2 separate regions of the Homo sapiens genome follow, and region 2 is linked to region 1. A link is a loop called in an ENCODE intact Hi-C map of the cell type or tissue named here. Cell type or tissue: IMR-90. All regions are shown on one strand. Each heading gives the region's core, and the rest is flanking DNA. Links, peaks and the distances in the headings are about the cores only.

Region 1 (12,107 bases), core at 2,218-10,217:
TGAATATTCTTTCAAATCAGCTGAAATTAAAATGTGCGTATATTTAAGCTTTCCATTCATCTAAATTCTACCAAAGAGCTTTTTTGTTTGTTTGTTTGTTTTGTTTTGTTTTTTTGAGAAGGAGTCTCGCTCTTTCGCCCAGGCCTGACTGCAGTAGCGCAATCTCGGCTCACTGCAAGCTTCGCCTCTCGGGTTCACGCCATTCTCCTGCCTCAGCCTCCCGAGTAGCTGGGACTACAGGCCCCCGCCACCGCGCCCGGTTAATTTTTTGTATTTTTAGTAGAGACGGGGTTTCACCGTGTTAGCCAGGATGGTCTCAATATCCTGACCTTGTGATCAGCCCGCCTCGGCCTCCCAAAGTGCTGGGATTACAGGCGTGAGCCACCGCGCCCAGCTCCAAAGAGTATTTTTTAAGGATCTGCTAAACATCTAACGGAATAATACTCTATAGGCTATTATAAGAAATATAATTCATGGACCCTACCTACCCTCAAATTACTTATATATTAGAGCAATATGGTCCAGAAGACAATTAAAAAAGAATTAGGGATTGAATAATGTATAGTTGACAATAAATTTTATAAAACTGTTGCACAAACAGAAATATGACTCAGTGAGAATTTAATACACTCTGTTTTGATGTTTGGATATTATGCCTAATATTATCCTAAAATATGCCTAACATTTTATATTAGGCATATCTTTCCATTTTTATGTTACCAGAAAATAACTTCTTTAGGGCTTGAGAGATCAGATATTATCACTGGAATGATGTTCCCTTTACCTTAGGAGAGTAAAAGGATATCAGGGATCTACTTGTGGGTAAGATTCCACTGAAAGAATGCAGGAAATGCAGGGGAAAAGTATCCCTGAGTATTAATAAATAGTAGCATTTTATTATCTGTAGCCTCACATAATGGAGTTATATGGTCACATGATTGCAGAGAGAAGCTGCCCAGAATTAGCGTAGTGACGGCAACCAAGAACTTGCAGACAATGCAAAGGTGATGTGACAAAGTTAGGGTTGGAGGAAAGACTAAAAATGCTGACACAACGCCATTTTGTATCTGTGTTTCATGTCCTGGCTTATTGTATACAATTATCCTGCCATGCAAAGATAAATTCTCTCTGCAAGCATTGGAGGTGCCAGTCACTTGTCACTGAGAAGCAGAAGAAATTAAGACTGCTAAGCATGGCAGATTTGGCAGAAGCCCAGTCTGAGAGATGTAACATGTTTTCTAGCTAAGAGGGGAAGGGGTTTGGAGGTAGACCCTGACAGTTTGATTCCTTTGCATCTTTCATGTCACTGTTACATTCCTAAAAGAAAACGTGATTATTATAATCTTGTTTTATGCAGCATCTAAAGTTGGTTGTTTTGGAGGGATGAGGAACACTGAATTTATGCCACTAGAGATCATGGGTTTTTGCCTAGCTTGGACTAGGATTTCTATAATAACTGTGACTCTAAAAAATGTGCATTTCTGGGCTGAGGAAAAGTTAAACGAGCACAATATATTCATCTCAAATAAGACCAATTTAATGACATGTATCAGTTTTCTTCTATTCCCTTTTGTTTTACTCTCTAGTTAATATATATTTAGGAGTTCTTTCTTGTTCTGTGGGTGGGATATAGACGTAAAAGTAGTCCATTTAAAAGCTCATAGATGAGATACTTGATATAGGTGCAATCATTGTCTTTATTTATAATTTATACCCTGTAAACTTTTTGAAAAGGTTGGAAGCATATTATAGCAACAACACATTTGACAGAGAATAATTAAAATTTAAAAATAAAAATAGATGAGTAATTATGGGAAATGGGAAAAAGGAAAGACTATGTACCTCTAACATGGAATTATTTAGCTACTAAAGGTGCTTACTGTGAAATCTCAGAGAAATAATTTTCTAACAATAATCATAATCATAATAATTAATTATTTGGCACTTAAGCACAGTGCTAAGTGTTTTCCATGTATTACCTCATTTAATCATCACAACAACCTATTGAGTGAGGTTGGTCTATGGTCTTTTCCCTATTTTACAGCTAAACAAACTCAGGCACAAATAGATTAAAAAATTTAATCTGTTGTCACATAACTAAGAAGTAGTGGGACTGGGGCAATCTAATTCTAGAATACATGTCATTTTCTCCAGTATGGCCATTGGTGTGAAATGATTCAGTGAACAATAGAATTATATCATTCTAAGAAATAAGATTTTGCTTGGCTATCTCTGGGGGAAAAACCTCAGTATTTTTTTTAATTGCTTCATGGTTAACATGGAGCAGAAATACTATCTACTGTTTTCCCAAAAACTTCAACCATGTCTTGGCATCATGAAGATGTGACTGACTTGCTATATGATATGTTGTTTTCTATTGGAAAAACACTATCATATCCTAGGAAATCTCTGAAATGTTCCCCTAGCACTTTGATTTGAATACTCCAGGAAATTATTCCAAAGAAAGAACGTCTTGTATAGTATTTTTTTGTGAGGTCCTTTTTATTATCACGAAGCCTTGGAATTCCTGATGATAGGAAGCTTTGATTTGAGGAAGATTTGTGGCTACAAAATCTTGAGCCGAACTGGGAAGGGAAGGATTCTCTTGCTGCTGGCTACATCTTCCTATTTTCTCTCTGGAAATTCTGTTAGAAGGCATTTTTCCTTAACATTATTACCTTTCTTCCCCCACCCCCTGCCTCTGCCAAATTTTCAACTTTCATGTTTCTAACATATACCAAGTGAGAAGAGGGAACTAATAATAACATAAAGTAAAACCTACTGTCTACAATCGAGGGCTGTGGCCTCAGTCACTCCTCCAAGATAGTGGAATGCAGAGCACCCAGCTGCCTGCTGCTCAGCCTTGGCCTCTCTCTGACTCCTACTGCTTTCCATTTACAAGGTGCCTTTTGTGATGAACAATGTAACCTTCTGAGGTGGAACAGATCATAATTTCATTGTAAATCATAGGAAATGACAAAATATTTGGGAGTCACACTCTTCTCCAAAATGATGACTGATTCAGTGTCATTGCTGGAATAACAAACAATTAGGATAGTTTATGAGTGAAAGTTTTTTCAGTTGGTATCTGGGATGGAAGGCAGTGTGGGGAGGCAGTGTGGCAGGAAGAAGAGAGGGAAGCAAGAACCTATACTACTCCGCTTAATGTGGTTTGATTCATAAACTGGAAGACTTGCAACTGAATTACATACCATTCAGTTTTAACTTTGCCTTAGTATCTAGGATATTGCCATACAAATGTTAAATATTAAATAAAGTGTACCAAAAAAATTAATATGACATGTGTTTTTTAGTCTTCAGTTTCTAGATTTGTAAAAGACCTTACAGCTGTTTCTACTTCTTATCCCTCTGCTTTCACATAAGGCTGTGTGTCACCAGAATTTCTTACCCAAGTACTCACAGTAGCTGCATATGGAGAGCAGACCCCAGGGTGTGTGGGTCTGTGTGTTATTTAAAGTAGCTTGCTACAAGGAAGAAAAAAGTCTTTGAAGCCTCATGTTTTATCTTAAAAACAAAAGAGAATTTTGACCTCCTCTTATTAATGCACTTGTGTGTGTGTGTTTTAAATGAAAATAATTTCTTCCTCTTTCAAATATTAGATAAAATTTATATTCTAAAAATATATGCCACACACACTGCATTGGCTTCTAGATCACTGCACTGCCACATACCTATATATTGCAGTTTGAAAACCATATCCTAAGCCATCCTGGACAATTTTTTTCCCCTAACAAAGAGGCAATTACATGTTTTGTTGGATTATTTGATAGAATTTGATTTCAGAAAACTTAATATGACATTTGAATTCTTAAAACTAACATATAGATAATTCCATACTGTTAGTAGGTAGTGAAATAAGATAACACATGAGGATATTCTATTTTCTTTGGCCCATGTATCCAAATCTCCAACAACCTGCTCAGTCAGCTTGGCCAGTCCAACATAGACACCCCCTCAGGCCCACAGTGGGCACGTTTCTCTGGCTGCCCTCCTGGGATATCCTTGGTCATTTTGCCCAGGTATCCCTGGTTCCTTGGGAAAGTCCTACCCTCCAGGTTTGCTCAGCGCAGCCCTATACCATGGCTTAACAGCTTTGTGATGGCAGCACTCTCCTAATCATCAGGGAAAAGGTCAGTAAACTCATTTGCAATAATTAGCTGTTAATCAGAGAGTAGTTAATATCAATGTGTTATTCTGTTCCAGGATTTTCTTTCCTCCCTTGAGATTTCTCCAAGGATTTCCCAGAGTCCTGATTGTCCTGCTTCTACTGATTCTTCAGTAACAGGGTCTATCTTCTTGCCTTGCTGGGTAGAAGAAGCAGCAAGAAAATACTTTTTCCCAGCCTTCTCTAACCTCTCTTGGTCATTAGTCAAGTTTCATCTGCTTCTGGCTCCTAGTTCCTGGAATGAAAAGGAGGAGGCTGACCCAAAAATCAGCTGGGGCTCCTGAGAAGACACTCACCATCACCTTATCCACCCAATGGCAATGGCAAAACTCTCTTTGTAATGTAGACTTCAGCAATGGAACCTTCCTCCAGGATAGTAGCCAAAGTGAGGGGTGGAAATAGGTCTCCCTTCCTGGGACCCTTAGGCAGCCCTCAATGGGTAATAGTAATAAGTGTCATGTAGGGAGCCCTATGATTTACAAAGTGCTATTTCAGTGTTTCACTTGATTATCGTAATAGCTCAGCAAGGGATATGTAAGAGGAATAATAGACATGTTAGTGTTGGCCACAGATTTGAGAAGAAAAGAGAAACATCTACTAGATCAACCTTAAATGTCCCCACCATTGTTCTTGTCTTGGTCCATGAATGCCAGTGTTTTCAGTCTGATGATTGGTCTGGGGAAGAATCTTTTGTTCATATTGGATTAATTGGTATCTCATTCCTGGTTGCAAACTTTTCACCGTCCCAAAAGGTGAATTCCTCATCTTTTGTACTCTGGGGCTCTGCTACAGTGGAGGTGTAGAAAAGCTGCCTTCAATCCCACTCTTGCCTTCTGAAGTTCAGTTTCACATCTAACTGGGGCATAGGCAAAAGGATATGATGGTTCTTGAATGTTCTCAACCTGCCACATCTGTAACTCTCAAATTCTGAAAACTAACATGTCTCTTTTAACCAGCCCAGCTCTATCTTTGGCTCTGGTCCTACACATCACACAGTGTCCAGCCTGCCATATGCTGGGCTGTGTCACTGTTTAGCAAAAGAGGATGCTGAGTGGGTCTGGTTGCTTGGAACATTTACTCACTTGGCCCTGGGCACTACACTGGTTTCCCATCTGCTTCTGAGTACAGTTCCGGGATCTGATTCCAATTCTGAAAGTAGGAGATGGTCTGAGACCCACCCTCACTGGGCCCTGACTCAACATTAGGTACACAGACCTTCCTTCTGGTTTGGCAGCTTTCAGTCAGTTAAACTTAGCTCAATTCATTAAGCATTTTTTGAGCAATGTGAGTTATGTCCTGGTTGAAAGTAAAGTTGGAGTTAGGAAACCTCTATTCCAGCCAAAGCTAAATGTCCTAGATACTGTCGCTTTTTCCTTCTAGATCTCCTCACCCTCCTTCATCTTGCCCTTGGCTCCAGAAGGGTAACTATTATAGGATTTATCAATGGGCTTCTTTGTTCTCAAGGTTACAGTTGGGTTTGACCAATGGAAGTACCCAGAGTGGATATGGAAAAGTGATGTCAGGTTATTTATTCCTCCTAATCTCCCTCTTTGAGCTTGTTTGGGGATGGCTGAGTTTCCTTACTGAAGATCCTTTTTCCTCTCAAGGCATCTTCATTATAGCCCTCTCCTTCCAGTTTCTGGTAACACTCCTGATTCTTATCAGTTAAGAGTGGCCACAGTTACCTGTTACTAGCCTTGAGGCACTACATTATAATATGTAGTTTCCCTACATCCTATCCACACAGTTCCATTATAAACTCTCCTTGAATTATCCTAATTGGGTTGTGTCATGTTTTAACACTTTGACAGATACACTGTGTGATTTGGGGCAAATCACTTTATAGGGGCAAATTACCTCAAATGTAGTATAAGAAGTTTCAAGCAGATAATAATATCCCTTCCTATTCTAAATTTTCTTGGCAATGTAGGGACTGCAAAATAAATCTCTTTTTTGGGGGAACTTTGAGTCACATTGAAGATATAACCTATTTACCTACTAAATGCAGAATGGAACTAAGTATCTAAGTGATTAGGATGCATAATAAGTGCTCTAAGAATTCAGAAATGGGCAACGTCATTGTGAACTAAATAGTCAGAGGAAACATATGGATCTGTCAATAAATTTCACCCCAACACAAGAGAGTCATTTCTTAGTGGATTTTCTAATCTAGATCCAGGATGACTATTGTATTCAAAGATGTACCAAAGTGGATGGCCTGTTTTGGAGCTATTCCAAAGAGCACACAGAGTATTTGCCAGTCTGGGACAAGGTTTCCTGAAAATGACTTACCCTTGAGACTGAGCTCAGCCACATCCCACAGTAAAATACAAAACTTCTGGGAGGTCTTGAAACACTCTTTTTAAAAAGTACAGAAAGAGCAGGGGATTCGGTGTTGAGAGGCTGGAATTCTAATCTCACCTGTCATTTAATTAGCTATACCTTGAATTTTTTAATCTAAAAATAATCTATGTCTTTGGTTTTACAATAGCATCCCCTTTTCCATAGGGGATACATTCCAAGATCCCCAGTGGATGCTTGAAATTATGAATAGTACCAAACCCTACATATAGTATGTTTTTTCCTATACCTACATCCCTGTGATAAAGTTTAATTTATAAATGAGACACAATAAGAAATTAACAACTAATAATAAAATGGAACAATTATAACAATATACCAGCATCATTATTCATGAGCTTTCAGGCCATTATCGCATAAAATAAGAGTTATTTAAACACAAGCCCAGTGACACCTTGACAGTTGATCTGATAACTGAGATGGTTTCTAAATGACTAAGGAGTGGGTAGTGTAGACTGTGTGAATACACTGGACAAAGGGATGACTCATGTCCCTGGCAGGACAGCAGGAGATTTCATCATGCTACTCAGAATGGTGCACAATTTAAAACTTATAAGTTGTTTATTTCTGGAATTTTCCATTTAACATTTTTGGGCTGTGATTGAGCATGGGTAACTGAAATTGCGGAAGGCAAAACTGCAAATAAGGGTTAAGTACTGTATTTGTAACAGGCTACTTATGCTTTTTTATTTGATTCAGAGATATTAGAGACACACAAATATAATAATCACCCTCCTATTCATCATACAGGTAAAGAAATAAAATATTCGCAGTACAATTAAAGACCACAGTAGAAGTGTCTTTCTTAATTAGTTACTTCTCTTTTTCCATCAAAAATAATGCCTACTCCACCAGCCTGACCAACATGGAGAAACCCTGTCTCTACTAAAAATGCAAAATTAGCCGAGCATGGTGGTGCATACCTATAATCCCAGCTACTGGTGAGGCGGAGGTTGCGGTGAGCCGAGATCGCGCCATTGCACTCCAGCCTGGGCAACAAGAGCGAAACTCCATCTCAAAAAAATAATAATAAATAATTAAAAAAAAAAAATGCCTACTCCCTCTCTTCCCCCATCCCAATCAAGAGCTAAGGCCAAGACAGACAAGTTGCTTTGAAAACTTCTTTTGGGGTATGGAAGCCTCAGTTTCACTGGGCTATAGTATAGTACAGCATGTGGGTCTTAGCTTTATGTGAATACTGCTTGGTTAGGCCCAGACCTTTCTACTGTGTATCTAAAAAAACTCAAAAGTCCTAGATTTTTGTATCAGTAAATATCATCAGAACCTCCAAGGCTTCAGGTCTGGCTTACCCACCTGGATTCTGTCTGCTCCTTGGTTTGGTTTTGACCCTTGAAAATTGCCCTTATGTTCTTACCAGCTCAGCGGTGCATTTTAAAAAATAAATATTTGAAAAACATATTTGTATCTTATGGGAGAATTTTTTTTTAAACTCTAGTTTGTCATATTTTAAGGTGCAGAATATAGGTGATTTTTATTGTACTGAGAATCAAAGCCTACTCACACTGGGAGATTAAAAGCCCTTCTTTCACCTCATAAGTGTGATGACCATTGCCTAAACTAGTAATAATAATAGAAACACTTTTATGACCAAGAAGCTAATCCAGTTAACCCATATCTCCTGTAATTCAAGCACATTGACTGTTAGAAACAAATAATGGAAAAGTGGAATAACAGTCTCTTTGGCAGGATTGGCCAGAAGTTTTCATTTAAAGTTCCTAAAGGCAAGGACCATTTTTTTGAAAACATTCACAAATTTATTGGGTTTGAGTTTATTGGGGCCAGAAGTAGTCATATTTATTTTTACATCTATCATAGTGTTTAGCAAATTTCCTGTTGCATTGCAGGTGTTCAATGCATGTTTGCTCATTTGATTTGAAATGACTCTTCCAAGTTCAGTGCAGAAACAAAATGGTTCTAATATTTCTTCTTGATTTGCCTGGTCTGACACTGCAATTGAGCCAGCTCGCAGCCATCCTTTCTTTGTGTTGTACAAAATTTATGACTTTCATGATCTAATCTTGGCATCATTCACTTGCAAAGTATTTGTTTGGTTTGTAGAAAAATAAGTAACTTGTAAGTAGGCAATTTAAAAAAAAATTATTTGCAATCTTCTGTGAACTGGTGGTAACTCTCAAGTTAAACATATAATTCTAGTAAGTGTAATACAATAAATGGCAGAGTTTATTATTATTCTTTGTTTTGTTTTGATCTCAACTTAGGATCATTAGAAAATTACTGGTTGTCATGTCGTTACTTCTTTTTTCCTTAAGAGACCAAACATGAGTAGGAATATAGAATGCAAATTTGACCACAATTTAAATCCAGTCTAAACAATTCCTACCAGAAGACAGTACAAATAGTTGAATTAAAGAAAGGCTTTACAGTTTTCCTTAAGAAGTAAAGCACTGTTAGAGATGTGTTTGTGTCTGTGTATACTCTAAATTGTATGTCACCAAGTCCAGACAATATCAAGTCCTTTTAGCATTAGGGGGTTCTTTGAGGTAAGATCTTGAGTGACTACAGATAAGAAGTAGAGGCTGACACAATAAAAGATAATGTAATAAAGATGTGAGACATTAAGGCTGAAACAAGAAATGCCTGTTTTCTGAGGCGGAGGGGTGCAGACTGAAAACAGTATGTGATTAGAAGGTCATTATCAAGGGCGAGTGGCAAAGGAGCACATTGCCACTGTAATTTCCCACTAACAGCTCTCATGTCCTTGACTTCTTTTAAGTTAGGTACACAACTCTGAGAAAAGACAGGAAGAAATAATGAAGTAAAGGTAAAGAAAGGGTGTAAGTCACCTCCTAATAAATGAGACTACTGAATTTCTGAGAATTTATTATAAAAGATATAGGAAGAGTTTCATTTCGGTATAATTAATAAAAGAGATAACTCGAAACACATACTTATAAAGGAATTGTTAAAGTATTTATTAGCATATACGGCACAATGCAATCATTTAAACAATGTTTGAAGACTATGTAATACTACGGAAAAACATTGATGTTGTAACCCAATGCATTTGGTATATATTTTTTTCCTAAAGAGACCAAACATGAGTAAGAATATAGAGTATAAATTTGACCACGATTTGAATCCAGTCTAAACAGTTCCTATCAGAAGACAATATAAACAGTTCAGTGTATTAAAAAGGCCTAAAAAAATTCCTTAAGAAGTAAAACAATTGTTAGAAATGTGATTGTGTCTGTGTGTGCTCTAAATGGTGCAGCTATACATACATACAGATAGATAGATATGGATATATATGGATACATATATATATATGGATACATATATATGGATACATATATATGGAGATATATATATGGATACATATATATGGAGATATATATATGGATACATATATATGGAGATATATATATGGATACATATATATGGAGATATATATATGGATATCAATATGGACATATATATATCCATGATCAATACTCTATATGACCAAAACTATTATAAAAATATTATAAATTATAAATTATAAAATTATAAAATATAAAATTATAAAAATATTATTTGGAGTAAGGAGTTTGGGAATGTTTGCATGCCATGTAAGATTTATAAGACCAAATATCATGTAGCATGAAGGTGATACTATTCAGAATCATCTTATGATGGGCTCAACTTGGTACCTACATTCTAGTTTTTAGAAACCAGTTTGTTTGTTTGTGCCAGTTTTATAAACATTTCTTATTATCCCAGCTCTGCTGTGAGATTGGAGAGCAAAAGGAAATATATTCTCTACATATCCAGATCTCAAATCCCAAGGCTAGAGGAAGAGAAAGGGAGACTGGAAGGAAGAGCAAAGAAATAATCCCCAACCCTCAAACACTCCCTTGATAAAGAAAAGATCCAGCTATTGGCAAGAAGTGGTGTTTGGTGAGGGCATCATAGAATCAAAGGCTGGTATTTCAAGGAGATGTTATTTCTGTAGCACAAACATGATTAAGGGTAATGTTGTGTTATTTCAGATTTTCTTTATTCATAAAAGGAAAAGAAATAGTGCCAGACATACAAGAACAAAGGTAAATAGGCTTCAGAGGCCTTCTTGGTTCTCAAATCTAAGAGAATTTAATAATTAGACTGTTTATTTGCCAGGTTTTGTATTTGTTTTCTTCTTAGAGGGAAAACACAATCGAGTCATTGTCTTTCAGAATAGTTGGTTTTAGTGATATGGACTTGTTTTTATCTAATCTGCCCTCCCCCATTTGCCCAGGCTATGTGTTCTGTCTTCCCACATAAGAGCTGCTCCTGTGGTTACATATACTCAAGACTGCCCCAAACTGCAGGGTCTGCCACCACCAGGAGGCTCCAGTGGAGAAATCGGGGGAGAAGGTGGCATAAAAAAGATATCAACGTCTTATACAATTAGCTGCTACAGAGGAATAGGGAAGATGTGGCTGACTGTGTGGCAACCACATTTCCTTTCCCAACTTTCTTTTCTTATGCTGCACGTTACCTCTATATGGCACTGACTTTTGTTTGCTTCTCTTTCAACCGCTGCTGTTGATGCTCAGTTTTAGGTCCTTGTCACAAGGATAAAACTGCTGGGAAAAAAGGTGGCCATAAAGTGAGGTGCCCTACACTTGAGCCTCCTTCAGATGGCCTGGGTAGAAGGACAGCTGTCAGTGCTGAGCCTGGATATCAGAACATACAGTAATAGTAAGAATCTGAAACGGCACATGTGTAAGGAGCAGAGCCTTCCAGAATTGGCAGGGCTTGGCATTGCGACATCCGGTACAGGAAATTCACGGTCCAGGGAATCATAAAAGGAGCTGGGGGGCGGGGGACGGGCACAGCGGCTCACACCTGTAATCCCAGCACTTTGGGAGGTTGAAGTGGGCAGATCACGAGGTCAGGAGATCAAGACCATACCGGCCAACATGGTGAAACCCCATCTCTACTAAAAATACAAAAAAAAAATTAGCCAGGCGTGGGGGCGCACGCCTGTAGTCCCAGCTACTCAGGAGGCTGAGGCAGGAGAATTGCTTGAACCCAGGAGGCGGAGGCTGCAGTGAGCCGAGATCACGCCACTGTACTCCAGCCTGGGCAACAGAGTGAGACTCCGTCTCAAAAAAAAAAAAAAAAGATAAATAAAAGGAGGGGGGCTTTAGAAGACATTAATCTATCTAAAGTACCCCAGAGGCTGTGGCAGTATTTTCTTTGAGTTAGTTCTGAGAGCTTATGACAACCATGTTGTTTGTAATCTCTCAGTATAATTCTTATTAATTCTTTCATTCATTCATTCATTTGGTGAAAACCTACTCTGTGCCAGGCACTTAGTTCTCAGTGTTAATAATGTAGAAATTGTAATTCATGGTGATAATAAAAGTTAATACTTCTTGAATATTGTCTGCATAATTTGTGTTTACTGCTTATCACTTATTTTATAATCTTTATAAGTAGTGATATCAGTCCTATTTATAGATGAGGATGTTGAGGTTTAGTGAAATGAAAATATATTATTTCATGCAACAAATATTTAGGGAACATCTTTCATGTACTAGTGGCAGTGCCTTTT
Region 2 (12,107 bases), core at 1,435-9,434, 140 kb after region 1:
TCCAAGTGGATATATGAAAGATGTATGAAAGTTGATCTATCCTTATCTGGCTCTCTCCACACTGACCTGTGATCTCAGGTGAGGCCACATCTGTGAGCCTCTCAGGTGCAAGGATGAGTTTAAAACACATATCTTCAGGGTGAAAGTGGTCAGCCTCTCTCATCTACCCCGAAGATTTCAGTAAGGAAGGATGCTTTTTTCTTGCTAGTTAAGACTTATTGAGGCTACATAATTTATTACCTATCCCAGACAACCAGTGAGTAACCTAAGAAAGTATTTTTTTCCATTTATTACATTAAAAAAAAAGGAGCTACTTTTTCTGTCTTGAGTTCCTTTTATAGAGAATCTGACTACCTTCGCCTAATTGAGACCAGGGACTTGACTATTAGATCTAAAATGACATTTTAGATGAAATATTAGTCATATATATAAGGAAAGAAGTGTCTTTCTTTTAAATGATACTCTATTTTGAGTGAGTGCCAGAGATAGTGAATCTAGAATATGGGGCAAAATCTACTGTAATAATCTTCAGAAAAGAGAAAATATCACTGCTTAATAGGACTTATGACTGTGCCACCCTTATAGATTTATTTCTAAAAGAAAATGAATCCATGTTTTGCTTTCCTTGTAAAGAGCACTGGGAAGTGCCTTTTATCATAGTTTAGTCTGCTGTTAGGAGATTAGAGACAATATAACTGTATCACTAACCTGGGTCTGGCATATTTAAGTTTTAAACCTCTTAACAAGACATACAGTAGGGAGTTTACATATAATGTCTTGAACCAGTATTTTAAATTGTGTATTGTGTATTTTATGTCTTGTTTTCCACATATACTACATGCTCCTTGAGGAAGGGAGCCAAATCTAATCTACAGCATCTGTCTTGGTGTCCAACATCTAACAAATTTTCAAGAAATGGTGGTTAAATAACTTGAGAAACTATAGGGAGGTAACAAAACACAGTCTGGAGGAGAAACATTTGGACCCATTAGAATAAGCCATTTTCAATTAAGGAATAACATTGTACAAGGAAAATCAATTGAGTGCAAAAAATAACTAGACAGTTTGCTTTATTTACAGAAGAAAATATTCAATCTACCTACTTTTAAAAGTGAAATTGGTCATTTATTGAATATGTGTAATAAATTCTAAGGAAAAGGAAAGCACTATAGTTCTTAAATCATGACTTAAAGCAAGGGATCTAAAGAGGCAGAAGAATAATAAATGTAGAAGAGGGAGAAAAAGAAGGCAGGTTAAGAGAGGAAGTTAGTGAAGAGAGTAAGAGATGAGGTTTGCAAGGCAGAAGTGAAGATACAGAGGCGAAGACATTTTCAAGATGTTGGCTGGTTGTAACTTTTTATTGTTCATTTGGGTTGTGAAGCTCAAAATAAATTATCATTAGTCAGATCAGCTTAGTCAGATATTAGACACTTTAAAAGATAGTTATCACCTTTCCCTCTCGCTACATTAGTTAATTGACTATGGTCAGTGCTCACCTGGTTGATTCTTAAATGGCTAGCTGCTGCATTTTCAAAACTGATTGCCGTAACAGAGAACTAGCTAGTTCAGTGTTCCTACAAAATCACCTCAAGAACTGACACATCCTGAGAACCAGCCGACCACGACTCCTGACTTAGGCTCAGTCCCCAAATCCAGATTCTGGAGGTCTCTGTATTCAAATTAAAACTACTCTGCACCAGAAGAATAAACAGACTCAACATTTCTCTCAATGAGAAAAGCAGTATCGATTGAAGATTGTTTAGTAACAATACCTAACACTTATTAAATAACTACCGTGCACTTATTTGCAGGCACTGTGATTTGTCTTTCACATTCATAATCTAATTTCAGCCTCCTAAGGGCTTTCATTTTCACTGCTAAAATCCTAAAAGCAGCCATAGATCAAAGGTAGTTCAATGTAGGAATGACACCAACAAAATCTGGCTGCCTGTGATAACAACAAAGGTTTAATTGACTCACAGTTCAGCATGGCTGGGGAGGACTCATAAAACTTACAATCACGGTGGAAGGGGAAGCGAACACGTCCTTCATCACAGGCGGCAGCAAGAAGTGCCGAACGAGGTGGATGTGGGGAAGCCCCTTATAAAAACATCAGATCTCGTGAGAACTCACGATCAGAAGAACAGCAGCATTGGGGTAACTGCCCTCATGATCCAATTACTTCCCACAGGGTCCCTCTCACGACACGTGGGGATTTTATGGAAACTACAAGATGAGATGTGGATGGGGACACAGCCAAACCATATAAGAAGGGATTAGCAAAAGCAGAAATGAGAATAAAGCTGCCAAGAAAATGTCTCCAATGGCGTGGTGGCTAAAGGACATTTTATCCAAAATATGTCTACTGTTTAAAATTGTCCGTGTACATGTGATGTACTTTTCTACTCTGATATATTTCAGGAAAGTCCTTGACCCACAAATTACCTTGTATGGGAGTTTTCTGGTTTTGTTATAGATTTTCTTTTGATTTGCATTTTTATGTGTATGGAAAATAAGAAAAATATCCAGGTCTTACCTCAGCCTCCACACAGTATGCAAGAAGAACAACATGAGCAAGTTAATCTATAAAAACAGACAACTTGGGCCAGGCGTGGTGGCTCACCCCTGTAATCCTAGCACTTTGGGAGGCCAAGGAGGGCAGATCACCTGAGGTCGGGAGTTCGAGACCAGCCTGACCAACGTGGAGCAACCCTGTCTCTACTAAAAATTAGCCAGGCGTAGTGGCACATGCCTGTAATCCCAGCTACTTGGGAGGCTGAGACAGGAGAATCGCTTGAACCCAGGAGGCGGAGATTGCAGTGAGCTGAGATCACACCATTGCACTCCAGCCTGGGCGACAAGACTGAAACTCTGTCTCAAAAAAAAAAAAAAATACAACAACAAAAAAATCAATTTGTACCAGCAGGTGTTCAGAACCAGAGGTGACCATAAGAACCTGAGTCCCTCTGAAGCTCATGGTAATCTTGGAAAGGGCTCTGGTCTTCCACAGTCCAGACAACGGGGCTCAAATCAATCTTCATTAGACCTAAAGGGTTAGGGGGAACTCCTGACATCTGGATTACCTGTTTGCTTTGGACAAAGCACTTTCTCCACAATTAAATTATTACAGAAACCACGGGTAAAAGTTTTGTGTAGCTATTGCCTGTTAGAAGGCCAAAAGAATATAAGACTATGCATCAATTACATCTCATGGGTAAGAACTGGATTTATGTTTTCCTTATTAGAACTTCATGTTTTAAAAGCTGGTTGGTCCCTAGGGAAGTGAACTAGAGCCAACATGTTAAATATGTAATTATTTCTCTGGAGCTTCAGCATTTACTTCTCCTGAAGAAATGCCCAAGACCTGAGCTAAGTAAAATAGTACAGATGCACCAATATTTTGTGGCCTCAGGACTCTGTTCTCTTGCCACTGGTAACGCATTTCTATAAATACCATATTTGAATTTTCTGTAAAACTATCATTAAAGACATCATCCATTTTGTTATTCCCTGTCTGTGACAGTGACTATCAGTTGCTTATGAAGTATTTTTACTGTTACACATTACTATCCAGAAAAAGACTACTTTTCCCAGCCAAGCCTATACCCTTACATGATGTGGCCACATGACTAAATTCTAACTAATAAAATAGAAGCATAAGTGTTGCATACAACTCCTGGAAAATTTTGTTAAATGGGAAGGGACAAATAACTTTTGGAGTTTCCTTCTTCTTGCTGACCACCTGAAACTCAGATGTGATGGTCAGAGTTCAGCAGCCATCTTGGACTGCTGGATACTGTGAGGATGAAAGCCACAAATCTTGAAGACGATGGATCCGAAAATAGGAGCCTGGGTCTGTGATGACACCACGAAGACTCCTGAGGCACACTGGGTTTCCCTATATCCCATGAAATAAATAGCTGCTACTTTGTTTAAATCATTTTTATTTGGGGTTTTCCTGTTATATGCAGCAAATTTAACATCTCTCTGTCTCATGTAAGCGTATATAAGTTTCTTATAAGATTTAATAGTAGGAAAGAGAACGTTTTCCCCAATAGATTTATTTCATATCTCACTGCCTTTGGTTTTTTGGCCTTGTCTATGATGAAGATCAGAATTAAATATAGTGGTTGGCTGCATTAATGACTCTTGCCCTAGTCTGCTGCTATAGTGATTTTCGTCTCTTACCTCTACTTCCAGCCTGACTCACTTCCACATCTTCTGACAGCTTACTTTCACTTGAGTAATCCAGTTACATATTTTATAAGCTTCCTGAAAAGTGTTTTAAAAAATATCATCACAGGATTTTGTATGATCTACTGGTTAGATGACCTATTGCATTTCAGAAAAAAAAAATTATACAGGAAGAGGGAACAGTGACTTAAATCACTGATATTTAAATTCTAAAACAATTTGATTTCCCTCAGCTGAAAAATATATTCTCTCTGCCTACCAAACAAATCAAAGCCCAACGAGATCTATCCACATTTACAAAAACAATTCAGACTATAAATAAATATAGTTCTTCTGCTATTGCTTCCTTTGTATACACAGAACTTAGGAACCCGAGACTTGGCTATTTACAGGTACTAAATTAATTGGTGTTGAATAATAAATTTCTATCATAACAACTACTAAGGGGCCGAGCTGGATCCAAATCGAGTCTGTGTGCATCCAAGGGCTCTGCTCTCTGTCCTGTACTGACTCATATTCACAGAAAATAATTATTTGTAAGGTAAGGTCTCAAAAAAAGGGGGACAATCTGCTAACAGTCACCGTCTACTTTACTTTTCAAAGATTTTTTTAATAGAAAGGGCAGATAACAGAAAATAAACCTATACACATTCCATAGGTGTGCCCCTGTGTCTGGTCTGAGATTCTGGCATCTTGAAGCCATTGACTTCACAGCCACACCCCTTCTCTCCTCCTTTTCTCCTCTTGCTTCCTCTGAGATGCTGTAGAAACATCTCAGATCCACAGGGACTTGCTACAGGTAAAAATACAAGGGAGAGAAGTGTGGAGTGATTTTCACCACGTTATACAAGTAAATGCAGGAAACAGGAATTTCATTTTCACTGGAATATAGGTATGACTGACCTCTTTTGTGGGTAAAGTTGTGCTCACAGAATATGGTTTTGGTAAACCTGCCATCAATAGGAGGATAACGTTTTATTTCCTTCGGGCAAGCTCCTACTTAAACGTGAAAATTTTCTTAAGCAGATTATTTGGAAAAGATAACTCAATAACAGCAACATTTGGGCCTATTTTTTTCCTAAGAAATATCCTGAAATAACCTTTTAAGAACCGAGACTGAAAGCTCAACTTCCCCCAGACACAAGTTCCTGTTTCCAGAATTGTATTGGTCCTCCTCTGTCCCCTCCTCTGCCAGCAAGTGCATTAGGGTAGTGATGTCATATTTGTATTCATCATTATCCCCACTGTTGCCTCTTCGAGGGCAGGGAGGGTAGCACAGTGAAAGGAATACATATAATGGGATTCAATAAAGGCTGAAATGAGACAAGTTTCTAATCTAAGTTTTTGCCAGTTTCCTGTACTTCACAGTATGAGAAACTTGCTCATACTTACAATCTATTCTTTTACTTGAAGATTTACAACACCCTTCTCTAGTCTCTCCAGGTCACTCATGTGTGTTTAATTATGTTATTCTTTCCTAGCTTGATGTGGTTCTTGGTCTCCTGTGCTGCTTTCCTTCCTTTGAGTGACTGACAAACTAACTCACTCTTTCATTGACAAACTAAAAGCAATTCCAACAGCAATGAAAACAGGTCATGCAAATTAAAATGTCACATAAGATTCAGGAGGCGGGCATGAACGGCCATCTCCCACAAGACCTGGTCTCATCACTGAATGCTCAGGACCTAAAAACTGACTCTACAATGAACTTGACTTCCTGTTCCATGGCAAGTGTAAGGCATGAGTTTTTGTTAATCATTCTTATTAAGAAAGATTAATCTAATCTGTCTAATTGGTTCCTACAAGAATTCAACACAATAAAATATAATAAACAGAAAAAAAAGACACTGGGCACATATTTCTTCAAACTCCAGAGAGTATTTCAAGATTGCAGGTAGAGTATTCTGCATAGCCCGTGGAGCATACTAGGTTCTCAACTTTAGGTGGAGTCACTTTCTATATGATAATGGAATTGTTACATTTAGTCATTACAGTAAATAAAGAAGTATTGATGATAAAAAAAAAAAAAAGCTATTTTATTTAACCAAGCTTGAAAAGTGGTTTTGATAGCATCTTAAAATCAGGTGGGATAAAAAAAAGTTATAATGTGGAAGGGCCAGGCTGAGGAGTAAGTTAAATTCAGTTCTAGATTGAATAAGGCACAGCTAGGTAGATATCTATTTTTAAGAAACTTTATCTGATAACAATTTATCTATATTATACTATTTGGACATTCAAGGTACTGAGGTAGAAACCGTGGAAATTGTGAGGCATAAGATCTAGATTCTACTCTAAAAAATCTTGAGTTATAAGCTACTTTAAAAAAAACAATAAACTAGCAGTATAAGACAAAATATAAAAAGCAAACTTGCGGGAAGAGTCACAGAGCTCTTTACTGGTCAGAAGCAGAAAAGATTTCTTCTCATAGCAAAAACCTACAAATTACCTAGGAAGTTTAAATAATTCTACCTAACTTAAGCTAAAGTTTCTAGGAGTCCATCTATCCTCTGCCTTGTGTTTCAGTTCCTACTTCCATCCTCAAACCCAATCTTACTCCCTTGCCCCTCTTGCTGCACAAACCATATCTCCTCTTCCAATTTTACCATCCAGAAGTTAGTGGATAACAGAGTAAAAAAAAATCCTATCTGAGACTAAATTTGCAGCCTAGTATAGAAGGTGTGTGTCACAGAATCTGAGACAGCACATGGAGATTAGCATATGGGAAGTTCATTAGGGAGTGTTCCCACGACCGATACCTGTGGGAAGGGAGAAGGAAGCACTATCGGACAGAGGGAGAACGTGGGCTGTGGTGTGTTCAAATGGAGACCCCAGCCAACCACGTGGGAAGCTCCACATTTAACGGATAATCTTTAAGAGTTGCCTCAAGCTGGGTCAAGAGGCCCAGGCTGTTACATGCTCAAGGCAACCTAGTCAGTAGAGCAACCTGACCTGAGAAAAGGAAGTAACCTTGGGGGTGGTTAGCTCTCTTCAGCCAAGCAATCATGAAATATAACAGAGAGCACTCCATAACCAGGGGAATAAATTTTTCAATGCTGGAAGGAAGATCGGTGTGGCAATAGCCAGCTTCCACCTCAGTTACACATTTTTTCCATTTAAGTTTTCCAAAGTCAGTTGGCATTTTTAGAGTTGTCCTTTCTCACTGTATGTACATACTCAATATGTCTCCTGATTAATATTATACTAGTCAATTGTAAGTTAAGAAAATTACTGTAACTTTGTAGATGATAAAACCTGAAAGCATCAAATTAGTCATTATGTTCACACATCTTTTTTTAAACAAAATAGCTCTCTCTTCCCTCTTGCCCAGCTGTTCTCAAGTAATTTGCGGTTCACAAAAGGTTAATGGAGATAAAAGAAAAAAACAATGCATAGATGTCTCTCTGATTTCCTTTACTGTGTTCCTCTGGGAAGTGTTATAGAAATCGCTCCTTAGCTTTGCCTGGGTTTGTTGAGGGAGTTGATAGTAATGGAAACAAAAAAGTGTGTGCAAACAAAAAGCAATCCTATTCTTCTCGTCAAAGAAAGTGATTGGAGGTGCTACGTGAAGATGCCATCAGAAGTTGGACTTCTGGAAAACGGTTTCACAGATCACTTAACTGGACCACATAAGCAACAATTTGTTTCACAGAACTTGCAGAAATATGATAGTAGCTGGCTGAGTTTCTCACTTAATAACTTTATTCATTCACCAGCAAACTTCTGCATACCCAGTAAGAATCTTGGAGATAAAGCAGTAAACATAACTGATTCAACTCCTGCTTTCTTGGAGAGTGCAGAAGAGTGAGGGTAAATAAACATTTTAAACAAGAAAACACAATAAATTGCAAAGTGTCACAGAAGAATAAGCAGGGCTTCTAATATGAACTAAGGAATCCTTACAGGTTTCTAATATGAATCAGTATGAACTAAGGAATTCTTGTAGGTTTCCAAAAGGAAGTGATGTTTAAGTTAAAACCCCAAAAATGAATAGTATTTAGACTTTCAAATGGGTCAGGGAAACAGATCTAAGTAAAGGGGACAACATGAGCAGAGGTCCAGAGAAAAAAATGTTATGCTTGAGAAAACAGTATGTTAAAGAAAAATAGTAAGAGGGGAGGAATTGAAGGTCAAGAAAGGGGATAGAAGGACCAAATCATGGAGGACACTATAAATCATATTCGAGAGCTTGGACTTTATTGTGATGGCACAGAAAACTCATTGAAAGAGTTAAAGCAGAGAAATAAATAATTTAATTTTATAAAAATGACTTTGGTGGCAATATAAAGAGTAGATTGAGGGGGAGCAAGACTTTGGGCAGTAACCAGGAAAAGAGGGAAGGGATGATGGACTTTACTAGGATAGCAGAAATGGACATGGAGTAATGGTTATATTTAAGAGATATTTAGCAACTAGAATCATCAGACCTTAATGACTAATTCAATGATGAAGGGAAAGGTAGGAGGAGTCAGGGAGCACTCCTGGGTCTCTGATTTGGGCAGTTTGAAACAGATCGTTGCCATTTACTGTGTCCAAAAAGGCTGGAAGGAGAAAAGAATCAGGATGCTGAAGAGTTCACTTTTGCACATTTGAGGTTGACATACCTTTGAGCCACTGGCGGATAAAAATTCAGTAGCAACTGGACTTTGCTTTGGGGGCTCCTGGGGCTACAGATGCACATTAAAGTCAGGTGAAAGAACGAGATTGCCCAGGGAAAGTTTGAAGACCAAAAGGATTGGAGATTTAGGACAGAGCCATGAGGAAAATCCATGTTTCAGGGTTAGGTAGTGAAAAAAAGTCACAGATGCATCTGAGAAAGAGCATAAAAGAGGGAGAAAGAAAACAAGGTGAAGTTGTCTAGCAGAGATTGTTCACTGAGCACCAACGTGCTTACTTTTCTTTCTAGGCTGTATTTCCCAGCCTCCCAGGCAGTTAGGTATTGCTATACGATTGAATCCTAACTAATGGAATGAGAGCAATAGTGATAAACGCCACTCTCAAAGCTGATACGTAAGATCTTCCCATAACAATTTCTCTCTTCTCCATCTAGTCAGTTCATGTCAGCCTCCAAAAGAAGCCAGAAAACTTCCCCATCCCCTGGGGAAAAACACTATTGGACTTAACATGAGTGAGAAATTAACTTTAATTATGTTAAGCCACCAAGTGCAGCCACCTTCACGTACACAATGTTAAATCACAGAAACCAACAGAAGAGACTGTTTCGAAAAGGAGTATTCAGCAATGTCAAAAGTCTGCTTAGAAGTCAAACAACTACTGAAAAGGGTCTCTTACACTTAGCATGGTCCTGCATGTATCAATATTTAATTTGGAGGTTTCCTCTTCTGCAACTAAAGATTTTAGGATAAACCTAAACATTTCTACAATCTTGATGGTAGTGATTGTTTTAAGGCTCTTTCTGCACTCATAAATTAATTTGACTATCCTGACAAACTTTGGGTATAGGCTGTTTACAATATCATTTTTCAGTCAAACAAGACCTCTGAGATTGGTTGCACAACTGGATTTTGATTTGTTGACTTGGTCCTCAGTCTTCAAATGACTAAGTAGATTATTTGATTCTCTTAATTTGTATTAATAAATGGAGATGGGATAATGGTCAGCCATTTGAAAAATAAATATAACTGGATGTTTCCTTTACTCTTTTCACAAAAATAACTTACAAGGGAATCAAAACTTTAAATGTAACAATATAAGAGTATTATTTATAATCTTGGAAAAGATAAGACCTTTTAAGGCTAAACATAAAACTCAATAAACTGCAAATTAAAAGAAAAAAAAAAAAAGAAACAAAGCCTGTCTAATCAGAAAAAAACTTGGGATCTATAGTAATTAATCAATCAATGGCTTTTTTTGCCTGGCTGCAACAACTATACCTATTGTAAATTCTCTGGATTTTCTAAATCAGTGATTTAAACCCAAATTTTACACACACAAAATTTTAGTGTGTGTAAAAGCCATAAGAACCTTGTAAAAAATGTTGAGGTAGGCCGAGCCTAGTGGCTCACGCCTGTAATCCCAGGCGTGAGGATTACTTTGGGAGGCCGAGGCAGGCAAATCACAAGGTCAGGAGATCAAGACCATCCTGGCTAACACGGTGAAACCCCAGCTCTACTAAAAATACAAAAAATTAGCCGGGCATGGTAGCATGTGCCTGTAGTCCCAGCTACTTGGGAGGCTGAGGCAAGAGAATTGCTTGAACTTGGGAGGTGGAAGGCAGAAGTTGCAGTGAGCTGAGATCACGCTATTGCATTCCAGCCTGGGTGACAGAGTGAGACTCCGTTTAAAACAACAACAACAAAAAAAAAAAAACAGTTCAGATCTAGACCCCCACATCCAAATATTGTAGTTTAGTAAATAGGACTGTGGTTTAAGAATTTATGTTTTTTAACAAGCACTTCAGGTGATTCTGATAGACATAATTCTTAGCCTACATTTTGCTAAACACTAATCTGTAACTACTGGGATGCCTTAAAGTCCAAATTTGTTCTCAAAAGAAGAGTGTAGCTAACCCTCAGGTTCTTGGCAGTATAACTAACACTCAGGTACTTGGCACCAAATGGAAAATTTAAAAATAAATCAAAAAAGCATTTTGTTACAAAGAATGGAAGGGGGAATTGTAAAATACAATGTCATACTTTTCTTTCTTTATCAATTTACATGCATTATTTTCCTATTTTTATGCATTCTCATTTCATTATGAAATGTCAAATAAAATGGTAATTCAATGATGGAATTTTCTCTTTCCAGAGTCCCAGAATACAATCAGAGTGATATGGTAAACTCTTGTCATTCTTTGTTGCATTATGAACTCATTATGGAAACAAGAATCGTTTTCAATAATCTTCAGATTCACAGAAAGGCAGCTGAGGATAATATGACCTACCACATTCTGCTTGCTGGTGTCTGAAGCTTGTACCATAGACAGCTCACACACAATGCTTATTTACCATTGAAATTTTATTTACTCACATTAAATCAATTTCTAAAAGAATTTCTTTATAAGCAGCAATTTCTCATGTAAAGAAGTAATCAAGTGAGCCTTTTAGAAGCTTATATACCAGAGATTTATAGGGTCTCCATATTCCATGTCTGGCCTGACTTTGTACTTAGCCAATCTCAGTAGGTAATCTAACTTAGGAGTTAAAAAGGAAGGAAGAAAGGGAGGGAGGAAAGGGAGATGCAGTTAATAAACTCTAAGTTACCATAATAACCAGTTTTAGAGATATGAATTTGTGCAATCACTGTAGTTCATCACACATAGCATTACTTCATATGGAATATCTACTGACAACTTGATGAAAAGTTTGGAAAGAGGAATATGTGCCTCACTGAGTTAAAAACGAAATGGCTTGTGCATTTAAACACATGTGGCAAAGCTTAAAAACCAGTTTTCATCAAATGAGGTTGTATGCTACCTTCTACATAGCCTCATTCTAATGAAACCTTATTTCCCAGCAAACTCACCATTTAAGAGAGCCCTCCCATGGGCATAACTTAAAGAATAGGACCTCCTCCTCCTACCCATCCAGATTCACATTCTTTTAAAACATTCATCCTTTTGCTGTTCATTTATTCTCCCTTGCCTTATTTTGTCCATTTGTAAAAAAGAAGACAGTAATGAACCAACCTCATTAAATTGTTCTGAGGATTAAATAGGTTAATGTATATAAAATATTTTGAAAAACATCTGGCATTTAGTAAGGGTTAAGCAAATGTTTAAGAAAAATTCTCGGCACAGGTGTTTCTGCCATATCACTATATATACGTGCATTCTCACATTTTTCAAAATCATGCATTAAACATAATAGGGTTCATGGAGAAAAACAGTGTGAGAAACAGATCCCTCAAAACCTACAGCACTTTTTGGCCAGGGCACTAACAAAAGCAGTAACAAT

What was found. Hi-C counts contacts between places; a loop is a spot of excess contacts. Peaks named below come from ENCODE experiments on the same cell type or tissue, not always from the same donor. Only the 100,000 strongest peaks of a DNase experiment are listed, where the experiment ranks them.
Region 2: it touches region 1 in a loop (2.8-fold over the local background); 4 of 110 quality-filtered maps call a loop at or near these places.

Annotation. Positions count from the first base shown.
Region 1 is chr5:41,409,709-41,421,815 of GRCh38, reverse strand. The region is part of intron 1 of PLCXD3 (phosphatidylinositol specific phospholipase C X domain containing 3); the gene reads left to right. Among named protein-coding and RNA genes, the nearest start is that of PLCXD3, 95 kb to the left of the region's middle. In IMR-90, for the core only: no CTCF peak of the experiment used is centred there; DNase peaks (open chromatin) are centred at 3,395 and 7,035.
Region 2 is chr5:41,271,340-41,283,446 of GRCh38, reverse strand. LOC124900969 (a long non-coding RNA gene) reads right to left here and starts at 2,079. Exons shown (of 3, transcript XR_007058749.1): 1 at 2,017-2,079. In IMR-90, for the core only: no CTCF peak of the experiment used is centred there; no DNase peak of the experiment used is centred there.